Regions from separate parts of the Mus musculus genome. Here regions 2 and 3 are each linked to region 1. The links are chromatin loops, found by intact Hi-C in ENCODE. Cell type or tissue: heart. All regions are shown on one strand.

What was found. A loop is a pair of places that touch in the nucleus more often than their neighbours do. Peaks named below come from ENCODE experiments on the same cell type or tissue, not always from the same donor. Only the 100,000 strongest peaks of a DNase experiment are listed, where the experiment ranks them.
Region 2: a loop joins it to region 1, with 5 times the contacts of the local background. A loop is called at or near these places in 5 of 42 quality-filtered maps.
Region 3: a loop joins it to region 1, with 5 times the contacts of the local background. A loop is called at or near these places in 23 of 42 quality-filtered maps.

Annotation. Positions count from the first base shown.
Region 1 is chr17:23,190,478-23,198,477 of GRCm38, forward strand. It overlaps Zfp40 (zinc finger protein 40), which reads right to left and starts at 2,751. Exons shown (of 6, transcript NM_009555.2): 1 at 2,598-2,751; 2 at 1,200-1,325; 3 at 868-958. The coding sequence starts at 902. In heart, a CTCF peak has its summit at 3,172; DNase peaks (open chromatin) are centred at 2,774 and 3,214; H3K4me3 peaks cover 2,230 bases; H3K27ac peaks cover 1,504 bases.
Region 2 is chr17:22,419,905-22,427,904 of GRCm38, forward strand. Zfp946 (zinc finger protein 946) reads left to right here and starts at 4,298. Exons shown (of 7, transcript NM_198003.3): 1 at 4,298-4,525. In heart, no CTCF peak of the experiment used is centred here; a DNase peak (open chromatin) is centred at 4,267; H3K4me3 peaks cover 2,090 bases; H3K27ac peaks cover 1,777 bases.
Region 3 is chr17:23,545,613-23,553,612 of GRCm38, forward strand. n-TPtgg6 (a tRNA gene) reads right to left here and starts at 935; the gene lies at 864-935. It overlaps n-TKctt14 (a tRNA gene), which reads left to right and starts at 1,748; the gene lies at 1,748-1,820. n-TRcct2 (a tRNA gene) reads right to left here and starts at 3,228; the gene lies at 3,156-3,228. n-TRccg2 (a tRNA gene) reads right to left here and starts at 4,723; the gene lies at 4,651-4,723. It also overlaps 6330415G19Rik and the pseudogene Casp16. In heart, no CTCF peak of the experiment used is centred here; DNase peaks (open chromatin) are centred at 1,069, 1,599, 3,259, 4,899 and 1 weaker place; H3K4me3 peaks cover 5,786 bases; H3K27ac peaks cover 1,823 bases.

The sequences.
Region 1 (8,000 bases):
AAGTCTTCCAACCTAGGAGTGATCAATGTTTAATAAGTGTCTTCTCTAAGAACCTGGAATGCTGACATCAACAGCAGATAGAAAATGGAAGAAGCCATGTGACTCAATGAAAGTGTGTTCAAACACGAGAAGACACACAAAAGAATATTTATATTCTGTAAAGATTCTAAGTAACCTGAACGAAGATTCCACAGGCATTTTTCACAGAAATAGAGAAAATCTTTCTAAAATTTATAAAACTGTGAGAAACCACAAAGACTTCAAAAAATTATGAAAGAAGGCTCAAACCCAGAGGTGATTTCAAACTATATATAAAAATTATAGCTACACAAACCCTGACTAGTTAACACAGAGATGGATGACAGAGATGTCAATGGAAAGGCAATGTAGTCAGAGTTTAATACTCTGCACAGGTTTTAAGCAAATCTTATTGAAACCTGGCTGACGTTATTTTAGGAAATGGAGAAATTAATCCTAAAAGACACAGAACCTGAAGGAACTACAAAATGTTTCATGAACTCTGAGAACAGAAAAAAAAAAAAAAAAAACAAGAGGCATCAATGGTTCTAACTAAACACTACATTAAAATTATAGTAACAAAACCTGGTAATATTGGTATGAAGACACAACCAGAGCTGTGACTAGGAGAGGGAAGCCATTACTCACATGCAACGTCAAATAAAATTTTATTTGCCTCAGAGTATTAATACATAGAGAGCCTTCAAACACCTATGATAGGATAAGCCTGAGACTATTCTCAGTGCAACTCCTTTCTAATTTAATAGAATGTGGCGAAACCAATCTCATGTCCTGTTTTTACTGTCACTTGGGCTCCTCCCGATCCCTTGCTCAATCCCTCTACCATACCTGGATCCTTTGCTACAGTTTCCTCTCTTCACCATCCAGGGCTCTTTGCTCTGCTTCACAGGTAAGCAGGACTGGCTGAGGAGTGTGAGATCTGCATGCGAGAAAGATATTCCTCAGAGAGTAACTGGAACTTTTCATGAAAGAAAACGGAAAGATGCTCACACCTGTCAAAAGAATATACTTGAAGGAAGGAGAAAATATCATGAAAAATGCCTGTCGTTCTCTAAGGATTTCACTTTACTCTGTGAGATGTAAGACTAATCACACACATAGTGTAGTTTTCCCAGCACCTTGAGGAAGAACAAGGAAGACTGCAAGAAAACTATTCTCACCTAGAGAAACCAGACTGCTATACTTCTCCAACTGGAGATCTCTGTAAAAGCCCCGTGAGTAAGGTCTAGGCCTTCACATTCCTCCTGCACCAAGTCCACCTTCACAGCCTTGAAGATCAACAGATCCTTAAATAAAAAAGTAAAACAAACAGTGACAAAAAGCAGACAACAGTTTGGCCACATGTGCAAGGGCAGAGTGCTTTTTGTGAAACAAGGAGTCATTCATTACTCTGATTCCAGTGAGCGAATACAATTATTGAAACGATGCTTTCTAATTTTAGTTTTAATCTAAACTGAGTTTGCTGACTATAAAATCATGATTACACATTTCTGAATTGTGTATTTACACTCCAAATACTGTATTTATAGAGTGCTTACATCTCAAGACAGAAAATTAACAGGGAGTAAAATTTGCTTAGTAAACATTAATGTTTACAGCAGTAACTTTGGCATTTAATAAAGTACTGCTATGGGTAGCTGGCCAGAGATGACCACTCAAACAGTTTATAGCCCACTCAAAGTCTTTATTCCAGCCGGTTGAGACCACACCCAAGTGTTCAGGGACCTAAGTGTTTCTGTGAATGTCCAAAACATAGGGGTTTTAAGGGCAGGGACCTCATCCAGGCATCTTGCATAGCAGCTGCTGGGGCCATTCTGCAGAGTAAGTAGTTTGAAGCAAGCAGTTTTTAACAGTAGCTAAAATAGGAGGTTAGCCATCCTGATGGGAGGTTCCAGCACACCAGCAGCTAGGATCTAAGGTTGACTGGAAGAGGTTACTCAAAAACTTTAATCAATGGCTAAGTATGGTAGGTTAGCTAGGACATCCTGACCTAGAATAGAGTTGGGTCGTTTTTTTCATGGGATTCTCCATCAAGAAAATAATTTTTTAGTTAACCCTGGAAACGGTCTCAGCAGGAATACAACAAGATGGAGGAACCGCTACACTGTTTTGCTCTGTCACAGTGTATATTCTGATTCTATCAAATCTGCACTGGTTCTTCATGCGACTAGTATCTACAAAGCTTTCTGCTGTGCTTAGTCCCAGGGGCAAAGGACAATCTCTGAAATAGGCAAGTAGTAGAACACAGAAGTTAGAAAAAAGCATGCATGAATTTAAATTCCAGCAGCTTTGTAACTATTACAAAGCAATGAGAAGCCTGCTTGCAGACAACAGATGATGCAAATGCTCTAGCAGATTATTTTATGAAAATATTCTGGCCAGCATAAGATAAATGCAAAAATGACGATAAACCCCTGTTCATATGATTTCAATCTTCCCGACAATGGTAGGCTATCCATGGTTAAAAGATTATCTACTACAGAATTGTGAGAGCGGCTTCCTTTGAGCAGCCTCCACCCTTGCTCCCGCCCGTTTCCCAGCCCCGCGGCTCCTCTGACCTGGGCGTTCTATGGCTGCCGGGCTGAGGCTCAAGCTACAGCGCTGTTGACTAATGACTTTCTCAGGACTCCTCTCGCGGCACCTGTGGATGCCTGGAATTTTCACGCCCTCCTAGAGAAGCCCGTGTCCTCCACCCCGGATTCCGGACCTCGCAGCTTCCCCGGTCCCTCAGTGAATGGTGAATTTTTCTGTCACTCTGTGCAGGCTCCTTGGAGCACCGCCCTAGCTCCGCCCACCACACGCTGGTTCCGGTTACGTGAGGGTTTTTTTTTTTTTTTTTTTTTTTTTTGTAAGCCCACCCCTCCCAAGCTCTTCTCTTTCTTTCTTTCTTTCTTTCTTTCTTTCTTTCTTTCTTTCTTTCTTTCTTTCTTTCTTTCTTTCTTTCTTTCTTTCTTTCTTTCTTTCTTTCTTTCTTTCTTTCTTTCTTTCTTTCTTTCTTTCTTTCTTTCTTTCTTTCTTTCTTTCTTTCTTTTTTTCCAAGTCTATCCGATTGTTTTCGTTTTTAAAAACTTCCTCGCCTTCTGATCAGGCGAGTATCCCCGCTCCGCGGAGGCAGGTCCCTCCTAGTCAGTATTGGACAGCCTGTCACACAGCTCTAGCTGTCAGGCTGCGCTGCACACGCTCAGCACAGTCCCACCCACCCACCTACCAGGCTTGCTGACAGCTAGACCAGAACTGGATCTAGTCCGCTGCACCCAGGTCTGACCCAGACCGTGGCTTCTGAAGTCTTCAGATAGAAGTTATTCTGCCTAACTTTTCATCTTGAGATACTAGCCTTCTGGACTACAGCAAAAAGGAATCAGCCGACACCCTAAATTCTGACTTTTGTTCCGCTCCCAACATTATAGTAAACCTAAGGTTAAAATGCCCTTGACCTAAAACAGACAAACAAACAAACAAACAAACAAACAAAAAACCCAAAACAAAACAAAACAAAACAAAAAAAAACTATAGCTGTGTCCTTTAAGGAAAACACTGTAAGTGGTATCTTAAAGATACATAGCTCAAAAACCAAGAGTCAAATTCAAGGAGAACAAAGCAGGTTGAGCATGTAAATGAACTAAAAAAAGACAGGAACAAAATGATTTGTTGGGGGGAGGGGGCAGATAGCAAATGCTGATGGAAATGAGGACGACTTAAGATATGAAGATTGAATTCAATAAGTAGCTAGAAACATCGAAAAAGTCCAAACTGAAGTGAAGCAAGAAATCAAAACTGCAATGTCTAATAATAACTCAGAACAGGTAGGAGACAGAATATCAGGCTTGAAGACAAAGTACGGGAGCGGGATGTCTCAGTCAAAGGAAATGATGAATTAAAAGAAAATACACAAGTAGCACTGTTTAAAGGCAGAAGTGAAATTTAAACTGTGCATCCAACACTTATATGAAATAATTTAAATTTTAGACATTAACAACTCAATCTGGAGAGCTTTACTGGGAAGCTGGGTAATTATTTTCATAACTATGCAAATTGGAGTGACACTGAAAAGCCATCTGCATCCTTCTCTCACAGACCTTCACTATTACCAGCCAAACATCTAAAATTTTAACTTGGGGGAAGACATTTGAAGAACTCGGGATTTTGAAAGGAAATAGATGTCTCAGGAAGTTGATGGTCAGTTAGCCCAACTAACAAACTAGAACTGAATTCATATCATATTGCACACTACGGCTTTCTCCACATGATGGTGACTTTGCCGTTTTGCTAATTCTCAACAGGGGGAAGGAAGGAGGGAGGGAGGGAGGGAGGGAGGGAGAGAGACAGAGAGAGAGAGAGAGAGAGAGAGAGAGAGAGAGAGAGAGAATTGTTAGAAGAATGATCTAGGATTGAAATGAAGTTCAGAATGAGAGGGTGCACTAAGTGAAATATATCATGTGAAAGGGACATCACCATCATCGTCATCGTAGATATCACATCAATCTGTACTTTCATTTTGAGTCTTCATTTTCTATGCTATGTAACACTAGCTTCATAAAGAGTCTAGACATCTTGTTTCCCTTTTAACTGAAGGAATATTATAAGTAGCTTCAGAATCAGTTATTCTCTGGAGTTTTGACAGAATTCTTTGATGAATCAATCTGTTTCTTGGTGTTCCACTCCCCCCCCCCCAGAGGGTGTACATTTACTACTGCTTCACTGTTGATGTTGCTTAAATATCCACTTATTTATTTATCTCATGTTGGTATAATTTTGGTATGTGATTTGAGCCAGGATATCTGTTTATTTCCTTTAGAGTTTCCAATGTAGTTGCCTTGAGGCCTTTAATGTCATTAGGCACAATATATGCTTGTACAGTCATGTCTTCTTATTAGATTGTGCAGTTACTTTGGGTACTTCTCCAGTCATGTTAGCAAATATTCCACTATAAATAGCTTTGGAGACTAGGCAGACAAATCTTCTTTAAGATTCCTTTTCACCTCAGTTAGAATGAACCTCATTTGGATACATAACAAATTCTGACAAGAATGTTAGGAAAGGGACGCTATTATACACTGCTTCTGGGAACAGAAACTAGAGCAGCCACTTAGGAAAACAATCTAGATATTTCTTTAAAATCTAGAACTAAAACTAGCATATATACTACAGTGTTTAGCCATTTACCCACAGATTATCTCCTGATAGTTACCTGCAATTCTCTGAGTACACCCATGCCCCATCTACATAGGCTAAGGAAAATAGAATTCGCTATTACCTGTTTCTTTAGATATTCTAGCTAAAAATAAATAAATAAATAAAATTGTCATAATTATCATGAGGACCAGTTTTCTCTGGTGTGTTCTGGGGTTCAAGCTGTGCTGGTATGATTGTGACACATTAAGAGGCATCCCAATTCTGCAAGGAGGTGGGAGCTTACACACACAGATGCAGAACTAGGGTTTTGTCTTTAAAGCACAGGGTTCTGAGCATGTTCATTTTTCAAATGACAGGACTATTTGTTTCTCATTTTCATAAGTTTGCTGTTTCTCTTGGGAATGCAAGAGAGAAAGAAAGAAAGAAAGAAAGAAAGAAAGAAAGAAAGAAAGAAAGAAAGAAAGAAAGAAAGAGAAAGAAAGAGAAAGAAAGAAGAGAAAAGGAAAGAAAGAAAGAAAGAAAGAAAGAAAGAAAGAAAGAAAGAAAGAAAGAAAGAAGGAAAGAAAGAAAGAAGGAAAGGAAGGAAGGAAGGAAGGAAGGAAGGAAGGAAGGAAGGAAGGAGAAAAAGAAAAAGAAAAATGTCACCATCTAATAGAATCTGCATATGTGTATGGATTAAACATATTAGTGATTAATTCTGTGTCACCAATAATACATCTATGTTGACTCAAGGAAAGAAATAAATCCTTTTTCCTTAGAGACATTTGACTAAGACCACATCAGGATTTGAATTCTTTTCTTCATGCTCCATATGTTTCTGTTAGGGACAGACAGAAACACACTCAGACAAACACACAGGAACAGATTTACAAGACAGCTTCAGGCAGGCACAGATTGAGGCTCACACCAACAGATAGAGGACAGAGAACCAGAATAAAATATGGGCACTCACTTGGTTAAATGACTCCAAGGGGGAAGTGTTTCTATTTTTTCCTTAATTCTAATGTATTATTGCTGATTGGGGTTAATTTCTAAGGGAATTAAGTCACTAATTTAACCAGTGTGCATACACATATACTTCTGAAGCCACATTTAATGAAAAAAAGAGTCCATGAATTTGAACTAAAGTAAAATGGAATATATGGGAAAGTTTGGAAGGAGGAAAAGAACAAGAGAAATGGTGTAGTTATCACAAGGATCTGACAAACATATAAACCTATCATTGTATACATCACATGCTTCATAGAAATGATATATTTTAATGAAACAATCATGACAATATAACAAAGTTTTAATGTATGGTTTTAGATGCATTTTTTATATGAACATAAGCGATTAGGAAGTTAAAGTTCATAAATTTTAGTTTTGTAGATTATGTCATAGAGGTTTTTCCTCTGGCTCAGTTTCTGGAATTAACATTTAAAAGTAAGAATCTTTTTTGTTTGTTTGTTTGTTTGTTTTTGAGACAGGGTTTCTCTGTATAGCCTTGGCTGTCCTGGAACTCACTTTGTAGACCAGGCTGGCCTCCAACTCAGAATCTGCCTGCCTCTGCCTCCCGGGTGCTGGGATTAAAGGCGTGCGCCACCACGCCCGGCTGACAGTAAGAATCTTACTATACTACAGGCAAGGTGCTCAGAATTAACATTTTGCTTAGTTAACTCTGGCTGCAAGGGAAAAAAAAGGCAGCTGCAAAAACAATGGTTCCTACACATCCCAAATCACCCTAAAGCACTTAAAGTCCATCCACAGAAACACTCAAACATATCTTTTAAAGGCATGCCAGTCAATCTTCATTACCTCATGATTTTTTTAAAACAAATGTGTAACTAATTGGCCAGAGATTTGTTATATTTTTAAAATAAAACTGAAGGCTTCTATATAAATAAATATCATATGTGAGCTATGTAGACTTATAAATATATATACAAATATATATTTACAAAAATATATACTTTATATACATGTATATACATATAAATAAACATAATGTAATATAAATATATACTTTATATAACATTTACTATGCATAAGTATATACTTGTATATATGCATACTTCATATATATTATATATACTTTACATACATAAATATACCCTTTATATATGCTTATACACACACATATATGTGTGTGTATATATATATATACATATATATATATACACATATATGTATATATAAACTTTATATTTACTTTATTGGTATATGCTTACGTATATGTATAGGCACATGGTACATGTGTGGAGATCAGAGGTCAAATCTGAGAGTTGGTGGACCCTTTCTACTGTTTGAGTGTGGGGAAATGGAAGTCAAGACATCAGGCTTAGTAGCAGGTGCTACTTTACTCATTGAGCCATCTCACCAACCCAAGCCTCAGATTTCTAATTTTGTTGTATTAGGAGCTACCGTTTAAGATGGCAGACATTGGTGTTGTCCCAATATCTACTTAGAAATAATATTTAGTTTCTTAGAGACTAGCTAGCTTAGTCTCTCTCTAGCTAAGGATAAGGTAATATATCCACGGTGACATAAACGAGAAAAGAAATTTCCTCAATACTCCCCCCAACAATTACTAATGGTTCCATAGAACCTAAGAAATTTGTCAAAAAATCCCCTACTTTCTGAAACATAGCAATGCCCCAAATGAAACAGCTTCCATATTGTCATAGCATGCTCTATGTGCATTAAAATACAAACAGTACAATAATATTTCCCCCTTTCCAAATAAAGGCAATCATAAAATGACCCAGAAGAGAGCCTAGCAAGAAAAAAATTTAAGGAAATTGTCATTATGTTAATGGATCATATGCAGATAGAGAAATATTACAGGA
Region 2 (8,000 bases), 770 kb before region 1:
CATTTGTGATTTCTTCAAAGCTCCAAAAAGATCTCTCCTGTTTGTATTCCCACCAGTGGTTACAATACGGATCTGATTTACCATTTCCTAAGCTCTGTTTTTGGCTATGTGATTATTTTTGAAAATATTTTGAGGAATATCTTAATATATAGTTGTTACTGGTTTGAAACTCACTGTGTAGACAAGGCTAACAGCAAATTACAGTGTTACATTTGTCGCTGCATCAAGAATGGAGAGGTTAAAGTTGTACCCATCGGACTTGGCTTCATTGTTTCTTGTTTTTGTTATTTTCATTTTCTGTGAATAGGTGTTTTGGCATAATGTATGTCTGTGCACCACATGTGTCTAGTGCCTATGGATATCATGTATAGGCATCATATCTGTTAGGAAGGTAGATAACAATGGTTGTGAGCCAGATTAATGGTGCTGGTGTTTGAACCCAGGTATTCTGTGATAACTGTAGCTGCTCTCACCCACTGAACAATCTCTCCATCCACCAATTTGTTTTCTTTGTGTAAGCCATTCTTCCTAGTGGAAGATGGAATATCAGGGTGTTCAATTTGTTATCCTCTCAAGGGTAAGTAGTATGAACATATTAATGAATACTTTGAGGGACGCTGGAAGCCTTTTAAGCTACAATCTATGAGATTTATCCTAATTTATTTTCAACATGCTTATCATTGGTACAAGAAAACTGGGAAGTTTAGTGTTTTTGTTTTTGTTTTTTTGTTGTTGGTTTTTTGTTTTTTTGTTTTTTTTTTTTTGTTTTTAACTTCTCTATTCTTCAAGTTCCTAATGCTGTTGTCAAGTGTAAAGATTTCTGGTGGTGTTTTCAGGTTATAAATACAATCATACCATCTATGAAATGGTTAAGTGCCTTAATTTCCTATTGTATCTATTTGCTTTTTTGACTCTCTCAAATTTCTTCAGTTTGTTACTTTACCATTATTGTTACATGTGTCTGGACTTTTGTATTTATGTCTGTGCACCATACATGTGCAGAGACTACAGAGGCCAAAAGATAGCATGGACTCCATTGGAACTAGACTTAAAACTTTGACAATTTTAATGCACTGCCATTTGATTGTTGCTCTAAAACCCATCTTTTGGAAAAATAGCCAGTACGCCTCGCCATCAATCTTTATAGCTAGGTTAAAACTATATTAAATACGACTGGGAAGAACATGACACTTTGTCTTGTGACAGTGTCAGCTCAGTACTGTACATTTTCTTCTTTCTGGACTGTAAACTTAGAGTGACCAATATGCTCTTTATTGTGTTGAAATGTGTTTCTTTTATTCTGACTTGCACTAGGTGATTTTTGAACATTAGTGGAGGAAATACTGTTATTACTGAGATTTTACTGTATTACTGAGATTTTAATTCAGAAGATACTGTTGGCATTTTGGCTGATACATTATCGTTCATGTTTTTTTTTTTTTTCCATTCCCAGTGAGTGTTAGTGCTTTCCTGTGTTATACATGATGGTTTCTTTCATGTCTTTGGTATTCATTTGTTACTTACATGAAATGTGCTCTTTTATGTATCTTCATGGATAATTCGTGTCCGATTCTTCTGTGCATGTTTTATCTGATTATTATCTAAGAAGGGTCCTGGGTGAAAACCCTGTGTAATTTTTCCCCCCATATTCAAGTACACTTCCTATTCTCTCACTTCTAGCAGTCATTTTTTTTTTTCTGGATATAATGCTACAGTTGACATTTATTTTCTTTCAAGCCTTTAAAAATATCATTCCATGCTCTGCTGACATTAGTGTATGTCCAACTGTTCATGAATATTGTATTTTCTAAGCCTCTGTGCTAGGGGAAGACAGCTGGAAAATAGATTCACATGGTTCTAGCACAGAGATATGGAAAAAGCAGGATAGACCTGGGAGATGAGAAAATCTCTGTCTCAGAGAGAATATCCTTAGTAAATATAGACTAGAATTCTGAGGTCGACAAACTAGAGTCCTACTTTCTGAACAGCACACATAGCTATTTGAGCTTTTCTTACTTTAAACAATTCATGTTGAAACAAGTGATAGTGACCTTTGAATGGAAGGCTCAGAAATGTAGAAAAATGTCTGTTCATAAGTAGCTGTGCATTTGAGGAAGTGTCAATTCCAGATTTTATAAAAGCCATGCATCGTGGATTTCATAGAAGAAACATATAAAACCCTGGTTTATTCATGCCTTCCCAGAATACCCTCTTAATCTCCATGAATTTGAAGCTGCAGTTCTGTTTTTTTGTTTTCAATTGAAGATATGGAAAGGATTATGTCACGGAACACATTCATTTGCAATAAACAATACTGCTGAAATTGAAAAACAGCATCTCTCACTGGTGCAAGAATATTTGATTTGTTGCTGATAGACTTGACAACATTTGTCAGCCTGTATGTTAAAGACAAGAGTGATAAAGTGATGTGTCAGGCACAAATGCTCGTTCATTTGAACATACATGCAAAAATACTCATAAAATACTTGCAGAGAGATTCCAAGATCACATCAAAAATATCACCAAACATGATCAAATAGGCTTTGAAGGGGTAGTTCAATGTACAAAAATCAACAAATATAAACCACTATACAATATTGCAAAAAGACATGATCATCTCATTCCATGCAAAAAAGGTCTTTGACAAAATTGAATATCCCTTCTCCATAAAAGTCCTGTAGAGATAAAAGATATGAGACACATCTAAACATAATGAAGGCAGGTTACAGTCTGCCTTAATCCTGGAACCAGGATTAAGTTAAATGAAGAGAAACTCAAAGCACTTCCACTAAAATCAGGAACAAGCCAAGAATATCCACACTTTCCATATCTATTTAATAAAATAATTGAAGTCTTAGCTAAAGCAGTTAAGACTACTGAGAGAGATACAAAAAGATACACAGTAGATTGAAAAGGAAGAAGTCAAATACCCTTATTTGCAAATGATATTATAGTATACTTGTGACCCAAGAATTTCCACCAGGCAACTCTATAACTCAAACACACTTTCCCCAAAGTAGCTGAATACAAAATTAAAGCTATTAAATCAATAGGTTTCCTATATACAAATGACAAAGGGACTAAGGGAAAAAATTAGGAAAGCAACACCTTTCACAATAGCCTCAAAAAAAAAAAAAAAAAAAAAAAAGAGTATGTTGGTGTTAACTTTAACCAAACCAGTATATGACCTGTATGATACAACTTCAAGTCTTTGAAGAAAGGAAATTGAAGAAGACAATTAGGAAGTAGAATGGCTATTCTACCAAAAGCAGTCTACATATTCAACACATTCTTTATCCAAATTCCAGCCTGTATCTTACAGACCAGAGTGATAAAGTGATGTGCTAGGCACAAATGTCCTTCCCCTTGAAAATCCATTCATTTCTATGTTCATTTTCCTTACCATCCTGATCCTGACCATGAATCCCCTGTGCTTGAAATTTTAAATAATGCAAACTCACCACATTTTATTTTTTCCTGGCTATCAAGATTCTGTTGTGCTATCATTATATTTTCACTTACACAAATTGGGTCTTATGCTGATGTTTTCATTCATATTATGGTTGCTATGCTATTTACAGAGAAATATTCGGGAAAAGTATTTGCATTACCTAGTCTCTTTGCTATTGTGGCCAGGACAATGCTCCTGGAGTTTAACTTTATTCATGCTTTCCAAGTGCCCTGTTCTACCACTTGCAGTTTCTACCAAGTGTCCTTTACCCCTGCAGCTCCCCCGTGAGCTTGCACAGCTCTCCTCTTATTATTATCTGTCCCATACGTTTTTATCCACATTTTCATATGATTAGTCTTTCTTGTATTTCACATGTTTTAAGACTGGCTTTGGGAAGAAGCCAGGCTTTTTTACTTACTTTTAGTATTTTGTGTAGGGAATGGAAGGAAAGAAATCAGAATTGTGGGTATTGGTTGCCATTTGCTGAGCGTTTTTAAAAGCTCAGAAGGCTTGTATCTTAACTTCTTAGTTAGGCTGCCCATCTTTTATCTGAGGGGTTCAGAACTCAATTGGGACTCAGATATTGGGGTGCAGCGTCCTTACTTATCCTGTTCTGGTGTGAAAGCATATCGGAGGCTGTGCAGAGCAGGTCTAGGGCAGCCTGGCTGCTGGAGCTTTGTAGCAGGCTGCTTGAGACTGAGTGGGAGGGGCCGGAACCTCCCTGGGGCGTGGGTACTTGTCGGGCGGGGAGGGGGCCAGCAAAAAGAAAAAACCAGAGGGTCTAGGAAAGTAATTACGGAAAAGAAAGCGCCTGGCTTGAAGTGTTTGGGGGGAACCACGTGACCGGAACCGGGGCCGTAGTGGGCGGGTCTAGGAGAGCAGCTCCAAAGATCAAGTCAGATAGGAAAATTCACCATTCCCTTAGGTACTTAAGTGAACAACTTGTTCTCTAACCGGGGGCTGGTTTTCCTGTCCTGGTTATTTCTGGACCTAGGGAAAACTCGGGCCTGGAAGAGTCAGCCGTCAGCTGTGCAGCGGCGGACACCGCAGCCCCGCGGCCCTGGAACCTCCCAGGTCAGAGGCGCTGCGGGGCTGGAAAACGGGCGGGAGCCGAGGTGGGGGTAAGGGGGGGGGGGGGGATGGTTTCCCTGGACGCTGCTCTCCCAATTCTGTTGTGGATATCTTACGGTTGTCAGGAAGTTTGAGATCCTGTGAACTGGGATTTATCGTGATTTTTTTCATTCATCGTACATTTACCAGAATATTCAGTCATAAAATTACCCATAAAATATCTGGTAGAGCAGTTGCATTATTATATGCTGTTAGTTATTGTAACAGTTCCTGGAATGTAAATTCATTCATGCTTTCTAACTGCCTCGTTTTACTAATTGCTTATTCAAGAGAACGCCTTTGGCTCTGGTTAATAGGTATCCTCCAAGAGCTTTGTATATAATTGTCATATGAGGAAACGGTACAGATTTTTTTTTGAACCAGGAAGTGTTGGAAGCCGACCGCGGCTCACATGAACCGGATTTCACCTGGAAGCCAAGCTGGGGCTGAAAAGAGAGGGGAACTAGGCGGTGGAGAGAAAAATGGAGCTAAGTCAAGATTCCTGATCAAAGCTCAAATGTTTAATGGCAAATGCGCTTATAAAGGGGGGGGGGGGTGTGGTGGGGGTGGGGGAGGCCCATTCCCGCCAGTTCATCCTTGGAGCCTGGAACCAGCTGCAGGAATAGTCTCCGTCCCAGCTGGTAGCAGCAGTGGCTGAACAATAGAGTGATCTAGGTAGGAAGGCTCTACCCAAGGTAATCTCCTTAGTGGCAGCAAGTTCAAGGTCTGGCTTAGCCTGCTTCAGGCTGGGGGGAGGTTACTAGAAAGTAGACCGTATGGAGCACTACAGTTATTGCAGTAAACATTAACATTTATTAAGCATACTTTTTATTGCCCATGAATTATTCATCTGAGATGTATGCAGTTTAGGATGTAAGTAAAGCATTGAGAAATGGGTCCGTTTACAGGAAGCCTACAGCCAATATCAAATTAAATGAAGAGAAATTCAAAGCAATTGCAATAAAATCAGGAACAAACTAGGCCATTCACTTTCTCCACGATGTCTATTCAATATGAAACTTGAATTCTTAGCTAGCACAAGAAGACCGCTGAAGGAAATAAAGAAAATAAACATTGGATTACAGAGGAAAAAGTAAAAATCTTATTTGTAAATGATATGACAGTATATATAGGTGACCCAAAAAATTCCACCAGGGAACTTCTACAACTGAGAGAAAACTTTCCCCAAAATAACTGAAGACCAAATTAATGCACAAAAATCAAAAGATTGTTGTTGTGAGACTTTTAAGGACTGCATCTGTTTTACGAGGGGTTAAATTGGTCTATTTGTTTATCTGATGTTGATTTCACTTTAGAATATGGAAGCTATTACTTAAATTATCCATTTCTTTTAGATTTTTATCAATTATGTGGAGTAGACATTTTAAATGTGCTTTATGATTCTCTGGTTTTCCTCTGGGTCTGTTGTTATGCCACATTTTTGTTTCTGATTTTGTTAATTTAGATCTTTTCTCTCACCCTTATAGTTAGTTTGGATAAGGGTTTGTTGATCTTGTTGATTTTGTCAAAGAACAAACTCTTTGTTTCATTGATTAGTTGTATTGTTTCTATATTTCTATATAATTGATTTCAGCCCTGAGTAAGATTATTTCTTGTTGTCTAGGTTTAGTTTCTTTCTTACTTCCATCTTAACCCATTTTTTAGTACAATAGAGTTGTTCACTTTCTATTTGTTTGTGAGCACTGTACAACTGAATTCTTTAAGACAGAGCCAAATAACACTGCTTATTTCTGCATCTTAGATAGCCACCAGCTTCTCCATAAACCACTGAGTTTTCAAAAAGGACTTTCTGTTTCCCATAGTAGAGCTCCCTTTACGTGATTCCCAGAAGACAAAATCGTTCCTGACTTAGCACTACCACAGTATCACTATCTAGTGATGAAAGCCCAGGATGAATTCAGCAGTAGGGTTGAATGGGCTGAGAGACTTGATTTCTTGAGACTTTACTATGAGGTTCAGATATCTGGGTGCAGTGTCCTACTAGTTCAGGTCTAGGCTGTCAGAAATCATGTGGGGAGGCTGTGCAGAGTAGGTCCAAAGCCAGCCTGGCAGCTGCAGCTGTAAGGCAAGCTGTCTGAATCTGAGTGGAAGAGACCTCTTCAGGAGGCCTCGATAGTATTAGGACCAGGAGAGTGAAGAGGAAAAGAAAGTAATGGGATAGACTCTTAAAAAGGTAATTAAGGACGAGAAAGCTCCTGGTCTGAAAGGGGGTTAGGGCTGCTCCAAAGATCCAGGCCAGAGTGAAAGGAAAAGCCACCTTGCCTTTACTACCTGGAGGAGCCACGTGGTTCCTAACCACGGGCCTTTTACCCAAGCCTCCGGTTTGTTTGGAAACCCTAAAACTATTCTAACATGCAGTTTCCTTGATGCTGGCTGGGAGAGTCAGCAGTTAGCCCAGCAGGAGCAGGAACCTCAGCCCTGAACCTCCTAGGTGTGAGGGGCTGGGAAACTGGTGGGCTTGGAGCAGGTGTGTGTTTTCTGCAGCTGCTCTTAAGGATGCTTCCCTCTGATATCCTATGAACCTGGGTTTATCTTGAACTTTTCATCTATATTCTGGTTGGTACAGTAGTTTTCAACATTATCTCTTAGAGCATTTTTTTTTAAACTATGTGTAGTTTGTACACGGGGTTGCCTTCGCTACAGCAGTTGCAAAGCTCTAATTCAAATTCATACGTGTATTTTTACCTCCCTTTATCCACCATTTGCCTGTGCAAGAGAGTGTACTTTGGCCTGAGAAATTGGCATCCCCAAGGGAGCTTCATAGCTATTAGTAATATCAGGAACCATTGCAGATTTGATTGAATCGGAAAGGAAGGGTCCAGAGTGAGCCTGGCCGTGAGAGCAGTGAGGCTGGGAGTTGGGGAAAGGAAAAGAAGTGAGAAGAGAGCAGGAGGCAAGAAAGCACCTAGGCAAAGATGTCCCTTTAATACTGTTTCCTTTTGGGCCCTGGGACAATGAGCTGCGGTGTATATTTTACATATCAAAGCAGACTTGGTCTCCAGATTCCCCTCCCCCACCCCCAGCACCCCTCAATCCCTACCTGGTATACCCTGTCCCAACTCTGAACTTTCCAGCCCAGAGGCTGGGCTGACCTGCCTCCAAGAGGCTCTTCCCTATTTAGCCCAGATATTTTGCATGTTCTGTTGCACCCTTCTCTCATTCTCTCCCCTTCCTCACTCTCTGTCTTGCTCTTCTCTCTGCATGCTGGCTCATTCACTGTTTCTCTCCCCTCCCCCTATGGTGACTCCCCTGGCCTCAATCCCAGGGGCCAGTGAGCTACCCCCAGAGCCTCTTCCCAATAAACCTGCAATTAATATATTTTTTCTGATTTGAATTGGCTCATTTCACTGGCAGAGAAATAACCTATCAGATATATTGATGGGCCTGAGTAAGCCATTTATCCTGCCTTTCTTTGAGG
Region 3 (8,000 bases), 360 kb after region 1:
GCTTTATTGTAGGACGGTAGGGAGAAAGAAGGTAGAAAGAGGGAGGCCGTCCATGGCCGAGTGGGGGCGTGGGGGGAGAGAGAGGAGGGCTAGAGATGAGAGTAAGGAAGGTGAGAGCTTAAAGAGCTAGATACCTGATTATTGCACCACCACGCTTGCCTTAAAATCTTTAATTGACTCAATCAGTGTAGTTGTCAACAGCTATCTCCTGTGGATCATTTCAGCTGAGAGCTAAGGAATCCTGATACCTAGGTCCATCCCAAAGCTGAACCTCAGTTTTCCCAATGTCTAAGGACAGCCCACATTAGACCTACACAAGAGTATACAACCTAGTATGAGACTCACACCTATTTCCTATTGCTCCTGGCTACCTGGGATCTAATGCCTGTGCACAAATGCAGAGAGATGCAAAAGTGGCCAAAGACCAACACTGCAGTGATGCTCACCTACATGTGAGCAAAACCCAGTCCAGCCCAGCTGACCAGAAATATAACAACATTTAAAACGTGTATCTGAAGCCCGGCATGGTGGGCACGCCTTTAATCCCAGCACTCGGGAGGCAGAGGCAGAGGCAGGCGGATTTTTGAGTTCGAGGCCAGCCTGCTCTACACCAGGACAGCCAGGGCTAGAAACCCTGTCTCGATAAAATTAAAAAATAAAAAAATAAAACGTGTATCTGCTCAGCTATGATCCTGGAGTCATGGAGGAAACCCACGCTGGGTATCTGACCTCTGAGCAATTACTGGTATCCACGGAGCTGGATCTCCTCCCATCTCTGGTTCCTAAAAAACCTGGCTCGTGAGATCCAGGAGTCTACGGAGATAGGGTTGCGTCGGACCAGACACTCTGAGCGCTAAAAAACTGGGCTCGTCCGGGATTTGAACCCGGGACCTCTCGCACCCAAAGCGAGAATCATACCCCTAGACCAACGAGCCACGGTGACAAGCAGCCTCAACGTTGATCTTTAGGTATCTCGAGCTGAATGACATGCTCCCGCTAGAATTCGACTCCACAAGTTTATTTTTCTAAGAGTTCCAGGAAGCGAAAGGAGGAGATCGGGCTCCGTGGAGACTTGCCTGGAGAGAAAGTTCCGAAACGCTCAAGACAGGTCAGACGGCCCCCAGCGTACGATATGAATGACCATAGACCATCGTCCTTCGGGAAAGGGAAGCCAGCGAGTTTGTGTGAACAATGCAGTTTCATGGTGGACGGCGGCTCAGAAATTTTGTCCCAGGTAGAGCCAAGTCTAGGACTTCGAGAATGAGAGCTTCCTGACACGCCAGTCCACACAAGCTCAGTCGTCCGGGAGAGCCATAGAACCCGCAGATCCTGTACCTTGGCCAAACCCACTCGGGGCCAGACTCTGCCTAGAAGACCCGCGCAGCTCAGAGACCCAGACACAGAAACCACAACTCCGGGTTGGTTCTTCCGAAGCCCACAGCTTAGCGTTCGGCAAGGGATCCAGTGTCCTGCGGCGGCTTTGAAAACGCATGCTCGCCATGATTAGATTCTGGAACCGATCGGGCCCTAAACGGGGGTCTCACTAACATCCTCACAGACCACCACCTTGTCCCCAACCTTGTGACTCCTGGGAACGGAAGGGGCCACACAAGCCCTGGCTGTGCGATTGATACGAAGCTACAGGAGCAAACCTACCACCATGGCTCTAAGACAAGTCTAATTCGTTCTAGAACCCGGAAGTGTATAGAATTCCAAGAGGTCTGTGGGGAATAAGTTTCTCATCACCGCCCGGCTAGCTCAGTCGGTAGAGCATGAGACTCTTAATCTCAGGGTCGTGGGTTCGAGCCCCACGTTGGGCGAGTAATTTTGCTTAAATGAAAAAGCGGCCAGAAGTCCAGAAATTGGAAAGGATTGGAAACTGGCAGAAATCTGAAGACAGGAGAGATATAAACTCTAGTGCCTAGAGAGCATTTATTTCGTACACCAGGCAAAAGAGTCACAATCCTATGGAAAGTCCCCTTTTACTTAGATTAGCTCTATAGATTTAGTTTTTACACATTTAATTTGATACTTCATAAACACATCAAATTTAAATAATTTAAAGGTACAATAGGAAGAACATTAAGGACCCTATCTATGGACTGAATCTCTAGAAAATCAGGGTCAAACCCCAAAGACCTCCATACAATCATTATGTACCCAGCTAAGACTGACAAACGAAGAAAATATAATTACATCGTACATGTTGCAGAATCCCAGTGTAAGATGAACCAGCAGCCTCAGGGAGGCCTTGTGAAAGACAGCATTATTTAGGAAGGGTCCTTGACACACCACGCATCAGAAACTTCCAATTTTATGATATATCAAAGCCTGTATTTTGGGACGTTTTTATCGAAAGATGAAGCCATGCATTCTATGTATTTTTAAAGTATACTATTATTATCTATTTCAAATATGTATTCGAGCTAAGAAAATAGTATTCAGTGCCTTGAGTCTACCAGTGATCTATGCCCCCAAACTATAATTTAAAAATTAACCAGTTGCCTTGAAAGGTAGTCTCTAAATAATTGGGTTTATTTAAAAAAAAAAAAAAAAAAAGGACTTTTTTGAAAATACATATAACCTAACCTGGAGTCATCTGTAATCCTAGTGTTCAGAAAGAAGATGCAGAAGGATTTTTGAGTTCGAGCCCAGTCTGGTCTACATAACAAGACGTATGTATGTATGTATGTATGTATGTATGTATGTATGTATGTATTTTAAGGAACTGCAATGGAATTGTACGTCTACGATCTGAACAATTACTATGTTTGAGTATCAACTAATAATTGGTGGTACATAAAAATCGTTCAAATAAAACCATATGGTATTTTGTAAAGTGAAAGCGTATTTATTTGAAAACAAAACATTACCTTGAGCCGGCTATGGTGGCGCACGCCTTTAATCCCAGCACTCGGGAGGCAGAGGCAGGCGGAGTTCGAGTGCCAGCCTGGTCTACAAAGTGAATTTCAGGACAGCCAGAACTATATTGAAATGGTAAGTTGACATTTATTTGAAAACAAAACATTACCTTGAAATGGTAGGTTGAAATTTATTTGAGAACAAAACAAAATTTTGAAAGCAAAACCACCTGCAAGGAACCGTTTCTCTTCAGCTCACTTACCAGCTACCTAAAAGTGCCTAAAACACCTCATTACCCCGGGTGGGACTCGAACCCACAATCCCTGGCTTAGGAGGCCAATGCCTTATCCATTAGGCCACCGGGGCTGACGAGAAAGAGACGTTATGGATGTTCCACCAGTCTGAGTCTTTGGGTTCTTTCCGTGTCCATCAACCGTGTGTACCATTTCAGCCAAGGTACCGGCTCTAACGTTGCCGGGCCCCGAGCACCCTTAAGATCTAAAGGAGGACGCACTTGTAAGGAGGCGACTGAAACACGTACATCGCTGCTTTTATTTTGCTCACTGGTTTACAGAACAGGTACGCGTCTTTCTATGGTGCAAGATATCCAAGATTCCAATACTGAATGAGCCCTTTGAACCCGGACGACCAGTATGATGGAAAACGTGTTTGTGATGCAGGATGCAGGAAACTGGAGCCGGCACGATAATGTATGTGCTTTGCAGTGCCGGTTCCCTGTCCAGGATAACTGTGCCGGGTCTCTGTCCAGTCTTCCACCGTCTCTTCAACCAAATGTTACTTGGTAGGGACAGGTCTTCATGCTTTCTCTTTATAGAGTATACAACTGGCCTATATATTTTACTTGATACCCACCCCCCTCAAAAAAATTAAAGTAAATTAAACAACAACAGCAACAACTAAACAGCACAGTCGGAAGAACCTGAGGTCGAGTTTTGGCTTGAGGCTTGTGGGTTCCGGCCCAGTTGCGTTATCCTCGTGTCCTTTTGACTCTCCTTTATCTCATGTGTGTGTCTGATATAACATATTTGCAAGCTTTATTAAGCCACTGTAACATTAAAGAGAAAATTATTCTGCACAAGGCTCTGTCACGTGAGCTGGTACCCCGCCCTCCCATTCTGTGGTTCTCCTGGGAGTTGTAGGGATGACAACGGTTCCACTTAGACCGAATCCCTTAAATAGAGATATCCCACACACACACACCAGGTTAAATGTCAACTCAATCTGGGACATATTCTTGCTATTTAAAAATTTATATTTACACTGGACCTGTAAGGAGACGCCTCTGTTGTTGTTGAGACAGGATCTCATGTAGCCCAGTGGCTTTTAATTCCCCTGCCTCCGCCTCCTAAATACCGGCATTACAGGTGTGCCTGGACATTGTAAGAAATCTAATTTTCTTACTGTTTCATGGATTTTAAAGCTGTGGACATATAAACCGAATTTACTGCTTTAGTTATTTTCAAGTGTTCAGTTCAGTGACAATTGCATTCACCCAGATAGCCTACTGAGTTTTTTATTTTAATCAAATGTCTTTAACGTTCCCTTGGGACACCTCCCACCCACCACGTAAGCAATCCAATCTAGCATCTATTCGGTTCCTTTCCTTGGCACTAATTCGAGCTGCTCGTAGTCTGTCTTGAGATAATAACTTCACCTACTTAATACAAACATGCTGGTCTTCCTTCCGGGGTACCAGACAAGAGTTTGAAAAGCAAATTTGAGAATGGGAAATTTTAAGGTAGGTTTTTAAAAAGCAAATGCACGCAGCGACCACGAAGGGACTCGAACCCCCAATCTTCTGATCCGGAATCAGACGCCTTATCCATTAGGCCACGCGGCCCTACACTGACTCAGGCCTTAGCTCTCTCCATAAGACTTATTCAAGCGCCTACTGCGCATGCTTAAACCAAAGAAAAATCCTACCTATTGAGCCAATCTATTTAGTGACAGTCTCAAAGGAGCCTCCACAAGTTTGAACCGATATAATCAGACTCCTGAGCAGTCAGTCAGCAGAAGCCCTTCCGGATCCTAGAGGCTCGTCTTTCAGATCTCCTCCATTGGCTGGCCCTCAACTCAAGACCAGGGACAACCCACATGAACTTGCCCTATCACGTCACTGAAGTATCCACAATTGTCTTTTCCAGTCTCCAGACCCGTGCTGGCTCGCCTCTCTGGCAACTCCATGGCCCCAGCGCCATGTGGAGATTGAGACCGCCCGCATCAGGGACTCAGCGAGGCGAGAGTTATAGTTCCGGAGATGATCCTTCCCAGAACTTCTTTCTCCCTAAGCCTCTCCCAGCATATCCAGGTCAGCCTTGTGAGGTTCCGTAGTCCCAGACAGGAAGCACAGACCCGATTCAACCTCTGGTTCCCGAGAGCACAGTCGATCCCCTATCTACTACCAGGTAACTTTCCCCATTATCTCACGTATTTCAGAAAGAGCATACATTTTCCGGAGCACGCCGATCATGAACACATACATATTTATTGGCGCTATGTGAGCTCCCACGCCCAAACTGCTGCATCGATGACAGGGTGTGAAGAGGGGATGTAGGGGAAGTGGTGAGGTTGCTCGTCCTATAAACAGAGCCGGCGCCTGAGCAAGCTGCGGATCTCCAGGCAGGCTTTGCACAGCTCATCACTGTCTGGCCCCAGGACGTCCAGCTCACACACCCGCCTGTTGACCCTGTTGACACTCAGCTAGGCCCTGAGGGGCTCAGTCCATCACACCCACTGCAGTCATTGTCTGCTGGAGGGGTTTTTGCGGAGAGGTCGATACTTTCTGAAATAGTCTATGAATCCTAGGCTGGTCTCAGTCTCTGGTCCTGCCACTACCTCCCAGCTACAGGCATGCTCCTCAATGACCGACTCTTGTGTCTGTTGTTCTGTAAGCCTAAAATTTCAAGTGCTACCTAATCATCTTTGAGCCTAATACTAACCCAGCAGTTTTACATGAGCTCCTTGCTCTCAACCAAAAAGTCCCCCACCCAAAGGGAAAGGCTCCCCACCCCATATATATAATCATATAATCAGCCAGACCAGCATTGCCCACCCTGACCTCAACACAAGAAGAGGACCTCCCTATTAGCCTGCAAAACTGTACAAATGAACTGACCCTATTCTGTAACAACCCAGTGGCACCTCCCTTCCTGCACCCCCTGCTGGCTCCTTCTACTTCCCAGTATACCCCCCACCTCAGTCCCCTCCTCCCAATGGCTTCTGGTGTCCTCCTCTCCTGAACTTTATTTAGTGTATGTAATAGCTGCTGCTGAGTTTGTCTGACCAATGTGCCCTGTATTTGAGCATCTCTTGATGTGAGGGCAAGAGGGAGGGAGGGAGGGAGGGAGGGAGGGAGGGAGGGAGGGAGGGAGGGAGGGAGGGAGAGAGAGAGAGAGAGAGAGAGAGAGAGCCTTCTCCTTGCTTCTCCTTTCCCTGGGTTAAGTGGAAGGTAATGAGAACACTCCCACAGATCCAGCCCCTCTTTCTCCCCTCCTAACCCCGTTCCTCACACCTCAGTCAGCAGCTCAAGGAGATCTCTTCCAGGGTTGGCTCTGATGACCTCCACCAGTGTCTGGACAAAGTCCGAGCCCTTTTCATCCCGATAAGCCACACAGCCTAGGTGAGGGGATGGGGTCAGAGTCAACCTTGGGCTGACATCCCAACCTTCAGTGGCCTATTGTGGGTGGAAGAAGTGAGGAGGGGAAGCAGAGAGCATTCTGGGTAACTGGCTTCAGACCAGCACAGGGTCAGGGACTTCTTGCATCAGGAAGAAGTTGCCGATATTTGTAGAGTGAATATTTGGGTATAATCAATGTACAACAAATATTTACTGTGGACTTGCTAGGTACCAAACAGTGGACAGGCGCCTGAAGCAAGCAGGACTGTCCTGTCCTAGAACTTACACAAGGGAGCATTTGACAGGAGCTTGCCATTCTAACCCTGACTCTAAGGACTAACCTGTAGGAGGAGAGTGACTTAACTGGGGCTGGACTCTTGCTGAGAGTGAAGCTATCACTCCAAGCCATGGGGCAGGAAACTAGGCCCACCATAACCATAGGTTTCTTACCCTCGACAGCTGCAGAGACAGTAAGGATGTCTGCTTGGCCTGAGCTCCCTGGAGTGGAGATAAGGTTGTCTGCAAAAAGAGTCAACTCCCATTACCAGCATCCAGGGACTCCACCTGCCCCAGTGTCTTGTCATCTCTGGCTCAGGGGCAGCACTAGACAGTGGAAAGAATGTGGAGCTGAAAACCCACAAGCCTTACAGCATCCAGGCTGTATGAACTCAGAGAGGCTAGGTCCTCTTGCTAACTCCCAAATTGTCAGACTCAGCTAGGAGCAGAAACCTCAGAGTCCCTCACAGCTTAGGAAGACATTTCCTCCCTGGATCTTGGCAAAGCAGCAAACTCCAAGCTACCAGGCCTAGTAGTGTGCTGTGTGAATGGTTCCCAGCACCTGTGTGCCAAGCCCAGGCTCCAGAAGAAAAGCAGACCCACCTGGAGCATCAGCATGGATCTGAAGAACATCTGCCTGGGTTGGGATGGCTCGGGGTGCTCTCAGCCAATGACGGTACCATGGGAGAGCTCTTGACCCCACACCAGGGTCCCTGTTCCCTGGAGAAGGATGGGGCAGATACCTTTACTCAGTGGAACCTCAGGATATCTCTGGGCGAGGCAGGCTTGCAGGGGTGGCAACATTCATAGAGGTTCAAGTTTGTGGGCTTGACTCCAGGGGAGGCTGGAGAGGGGCAGGGAATGGCTAGCCCGCAGGCTTCCTGGAGGAGCTGTGTGGGAAATGTAGGAGGCAGAGGAATGGCAGGGTAGAGGGTCAGGCTGGAGGCGGAGTCCCTCACCCCCACAGCAGACCTGGAGCAGGAAGATCTTGGGGTGGCCATGCAGTGCCTGGCAGCAGCTCAGTTCCTGCACCAGCACTTCTGCCTGTACTTCTTGACCATCACCCCCCAGCAGCTGCCCCTGTGGCTCCCTATGGGCCATCAAGGCCACCAGGGCACAGCTCACGGGGCCCGTTGTATCCAGCTTTTCCCGAAGCTGAGCCAGTTCTTCCCAGAAGGCCTGGAGTGGTAAAGGCCAAGGTCTGAACCAGCTCCTGGCTGCCCTT